2 separate regions of the Homo sapiens genome follow, and region 2 is linked to region 1. A link is a loop called in an ENCODE intact Hi-C map of the cell type or tissue named here. Cell type or tissue: heart left ventricle. All regions are shown on one strand.

Region 1 (2,500 bases):
TAAATAAGAGTGATTTTTAAATTTTCTTTCTCCTTATTTTCCAGTTTCTTTTTAACCACAAATGCGGATTACATGCATAACAAATAAATGAATAAAAATAAACAAAAGCAATTAGCAGACTGTTGAAATCAACCCAGTATTTTTTCCCCCTGGATACACTTAATTACTTTTCATGACCAAAATATGTTTCTGTGACAAGTCTTTGCTCACGCACAGGTTTGAAAACATGTCTTAATTCCAAGATGTCAAATGTTTGTTTGATTTTCATTCAAAGGGGTATTGCCAATGCAAGCTTCATGTTGAAGGTCCTACTTGTAGCCGCTGCAAACTGTTATATTGGAATCTGGACAAAGAAAACCCCAGTGGATGTTCAGGTAGGTTTCTTATATGTCATAATTTACTATATTATAATGTTCTCTTAATTTTCTCTGCCTCAGTGACTAAATCCACAAAAGAGCTATTTGTTGAATCACTTCAATTTGACAAGATTCTATGTAATGTTCTGATGTTTTCCCCCCACTTTTGACAGAATTTCTGTCACTTTCAAAATCTTAGCAAGGGATTTCTATCCTGTTTCTGTATGTATTTTGTTGTTTGAGAAGGCAGCTACTTGATAAATGGTTTTTATGTCCTTGTTTTTATAATTTACTTTTTCTGGTTTAATTTTAATTTTATGCTTATATCAGAGCCAGTATAAGGACTTAAAAACACCGAGTTAAGGATACTGAATAACCTTGAATAGAGTGTATTTTCATGCATGCATATCAGTAATGACCTCGGCATTGGAATCATTCAAAAATCCCATGATGTTGCAGCTTTTGTCATGAAGTAGCCATGAACTAGCTGTTACTTTTTGTAAATGGATAGTGTGGATTGGTCTGTTCTGCCAACTTCAGAAAGCAGTCTAATTTTAGGCCTCAGCGATGCAAACTCTCATTCTGTTGAACTGCGCTGGCAAGGCCAACTGCACACGTTGTGTTGCAGCTGTGTAATGTTCCCAGAGCCAGGAACTGTCTTTTGTGTCTCCCTTAGTTCAAGGATGCTCTCTTATCTCCACAGAATGCAAGTGCCATAAGGCGGGAACAGTGAGTGGAACTGGAGAGTGTAGGCAGGTAAAGTGGGCTGAGTTTTCATGTGACAACAGCAGAATGCTACAGCAACTGCTTGTGGGGTTTCTGGGGGCGTGTGTTAGTACTTCTGTCATTCTACAGTGCATGGTAATCCTTTCCAGATCCTGGCTACACTGCTTCCTATTATACAGTGAGGCAGTTTTCAATCTTGAAGATTAGTGAATTCTGTAATTATATCAAATGTTGTCATCTGGCTCACTGTTCTGCAGGGAGATGGTGACTGTCACTGCAAGTCCCATGTGGGTGGCGATTCCTGCGACACCTGTGAAGATGGATATTTTGCTTTGGAAAAGAGCAATTACTTTGGGTGTCAAGGTAAATAAGTCCATTGGGCCCTGAGCAAAGCACAGTGTTGATGGACAAAGATGGTCTAAATAACATTTCTTCTGAGTTTGTCATCTTCACGCAGACTTTCTGATGGAATGGCCCTGAAACATTCTGTCCAGGGAATTTGGCCAAACATTGATTACATTGAAACTAGTAAATTGCAAGTGGGGCTGTTTCTACTTCTCTTCTACCAGCACACTGTGGGTTTAATGATAAGAAACATAACTGGGATGGGAGGGCATCTGTTAGTTTTATAAATAACATCAATATTTAGTAATTTTAAAGATATATTTTATATTATCAAAAATGCTAGCATCAGATTTTTAGAGACAGTGTTGTGTTAAATAATGAAATTGCAGGACAGGTGCCCCGCAAGGCTACTCTTGAATCTCTCGCTCGGCCCCTGGTTATCACATGTTCTTTAGAACAGCACTGTTTCTGAAGCGCGTTTACTCCTGGGCTGCTGTTGTCTTTGCATTGGACAACAGCATTTGAGCTGGCTTATAGTAGCCGCCTCCAACTTAGAAGCAGACCTTTGGAAAGACACCATTTTAATTTTGTTTTTGTTTTTGTTTTGGTTTTGGTTTTGGTTTTTGTGGTTGAATCTGATTTCCAAGCGCGGACACACCATTTTGGTTTGGGAGTTTCCAAGATTTCAAACACTTGCCAGACAGATGTGGCAGAGGAAAGAAGGCAGGCACTGTGTCACTGGGATGGTCAGTTTTCCTTTCTTGTACAGCAGGGGAGGCGCTCAGTGTGGAGATGGTTTAAGGTATAACTGCTGCTGTTTCCTGGCTTTCAGGGTGTCAGTGTGACATTGGTGGGGCATTGTCCTCCATGTGCAGTGGGCCCTCGGGAGTGTGCCAGTGCCGAGAGCATGTCGTGGGAAAGGTGTGCCAGCGGTGAGTCTTCGGGAGGCTTCTTCCCATGTTCAGGGTGTGAAAGATGGTCTTAGACATTCCTGCCTGTGCTACAGCTCTGGAGAAGAGAGAAGCAGCCCTAAAGATCGAGGTCAGGGGAAGCTGTCCTATGTCAATTGAAAT
Region 2 (2,500 bases), 52 kb after region 1:
AGTAGCTGGGATAATAGGCATGGGCCACCATGCCCGGCTAATTTTTGTATTTTCTTTAGAGATGGGGTTTCACCATGTTGGCCAGGGTGGTCTCAAACTCCTGACCTCAAGTAGTCCACCCACCACTGAGGGGACGTTTGTTTTTTGAGAAAGGAAGTAACAACATCCACACACTATGTGCCTGGCACACAATCCAGTGCGGCAGTCTAGAAAATTCCTTGAGGGCAAGGGTAGTATCACATCCTACTTTGAATTCCCCACGACACAGGGCATAATACCCTAAACATAGGGTAGGGTGCCACTGCCTGAAGTCGGCTCTATTTCTGGTTTATTGGGTGTGATTAATGCGATGTAATGATAGCTTTGGGAAAGGTTTTCTCATGTCATGTACTGTATACAGGGACCAGCAAGTCACACACACCTCATCACAGCATATTCTTGGTAGATATTTGTGTTCAGGCACTGCTGTGTTGCTTTGTTTTTACTGGTATGCAAATCTACTAAACTGTTTTAAAAACTCCAAGGAACCTTTGCAGAATATCTTGAAGATAAAGCAGCAAAGATTTTAGAGTTATAGTCTAAGGAAAAATAGCTACACAGTAAAAACACAGTCACAGCAGTGCTGTATTTCAGTTTCATGTTTTTGCAGAGCATCTTGTAGTTCAGGCCAGGCGTATTTTTTTACTGCCAAAGAGTTTATTGTGCAAACCATTAGAATTCACTGAGAGGTAATGACCAAATTTTCTGTTTAATTTTACCTTCAAACATGGAAAATAATTTAGGCTCACAAAACATTTTCCCTGCTGCTTTGTTCTAATCCACTGTAATTAAGAGCCTCTAGGGCATGTTTCTTAGATTAAGGTTTTAAATGATATGTGATCCTAGGTAATGGCCTTCTTTCTGAAATACCAGCCCTAATGAAATACCAAACACCTTTAGGGTTTTGTGCTACAGCAGAAAAGCTGGGACATGTGTGTGTTTTTGCAGCAGGGTTGCTGATGGTAGGGTGCTGATGCAGTAGTGCTGGCCACCCCACCTTGCCCTGTTAAGATGCACATGTGAGCCACCATAATGGGGTGGGCTGGAGGCTGAGAGCGAGTGAGGCTGGGTCCCACAGGGGGAGGCAGCAGGGGAATTTTTCGCTCCACATGCCAGCTGCAGCTCCCTGCATGTGCCAACCCTCTGCCCTCCCCACCCTCCTCAGTAACCCACCCACCAAAGCACTTTCTTCCCACCGCAGGCTGGTTCGGTGGCCAGTAATGAAAACAGCACTTCCTGCATTGACTGCAAGGCATAGTTTAAAAAATTTTTTTTTCTGCCAGGTGCAGTGGCCCACACCTGTAATCCCAGCACTGCGGGAGGCCAAGACAGGTGGATCACTTGAGGTCAGGAGTTTGATACCAGCCTGGCCAACATGGTGAAACTACTAAAAATACAAAAATAAGAAGGGTGTGGTGGTGAGCACCTGTAATCCTAGCTACTAGGGAGGCTAAGGCAGGAGAATCGCTTGAACCCGGATGCCAGAGGTTGCAGTGAGCCAAGGTTGTGCCATTTCACTCCAGCCTGGGCAAGAGAGTGAGATTCCATCCCTGCCAAAAAAAAAAAAAAAAGAAAAAAAAAAGAAATTCCATCTTTTTAAGCTATTTTTGTCCAAGGCAATTTTCCTGATTTCCTATTTGTGAAAAGACACTGTGTTACTTATAATTATTCTGTTTCCATGTCACTAATATTTTTACCAGTCAGTTAATTCTGAACTATTTTTTTAAGTCAGGTATGTCATATGATGTAGACCATAGAAATGTTTTCTTAGATCAGTTATAAATCTTGAAAGATCCCAGTGAAGGTACTAACACATTCATGGTTTTCTTTAAACAGGGTCAGCACATGTCCATCATCTATGAGGAGACAAACACCCCACGGCCAGACCGGCTGCATCATGGACGAGTGCACGTGGTCGAGGTAAAGGAAGAGCAACCATAGGATGGTCCTTTCTGTTTTGTGACTTAATTATTTCAGACAATCATGATTTTTACTCATTTTAAGAATTGTAAAATATGGATTCTATTTATATAAATATGTTTATATATACAGGTTGAGCATCCTTAATCTGAAAATCCAAAATCCAAAATGCCCCAAAACGCAAACTATTTTGAGCACCAACATGACACTCAAAGGAAATGCTCACTGGAGCATTTCAGCTTTCAGATTTTCAGATTAGAAATTCTCAGTGGGTAAATACAATGCAAATGTTCCAAAATAGAAAAAAAATTCTGAAACTTGGATCACTTCTGGTCACAAACATTTCAGAGATACCCAACTTGTATAGATTCAAAACATGAATTATATAAAATGTGGAGTGTTTGATGCCCATGTGGCTTTCTTGGTACCATCTGTCCAGCCTTTTTACACTTTCTCTCCCATTTCACAATTAATTATCCATATCTTAAAAACCCCATGAGTCAGCCTGGGCAAGATGGCAAAACTCTGTCTGCACAAAAGC

What was found. A loop is a pair of places that touch in the nucleus more often than their neighbours do. Peaks named below come from ENCODE experiments on the same cell type or tissue, not always from the same donor. Only the 100,000 strongest peaks of a DNase experiment are listed, where the experiment ranks them.
Region 2: it touches region 1 in a loop (8-fold over the local background); 17 of 110 quality-filtered maps call a loop at or near these places.

The regions. Positions count from the first base shown.
Region 1 is chr18:23,814,129-23,816,628 of GRCh38, forward strand. LAMA3 (laminin subunit alpha 3) reads left to right here. Exons shown (of 75, transcript NM_198129.4): 15 at 275-374; 16 at 1,060-1,112; 17 at 1,340-1,445; 18 at 2,260-2,359. Among named protein-coding and RNA genes, the nearest start is that of LAMA3, 130 kb to the left of the region's middle. In heart left ventricle, no CTCF peak of the experiment used is centred here; a DNase peak (open chromatin) is centred at 953; H3K27ac peaks cover 837 bases.
Region 2 is chr18:23,865,959-23,868,458 of GRCh38, forward strand. LAMA3 (laminin subunit alpha 3) reads left to right here. Exons shown (of 75, transcript NM_198129.4): 37 at 1,876-1,959. Among named protein-coding and RNA genes, the nearest start is that of LINC02958, 120 kb to the right of the region's middle. In heart left ventricle, no CTCF peak of the experiment used is centred here; no DNase peak of the experiment used is centred here.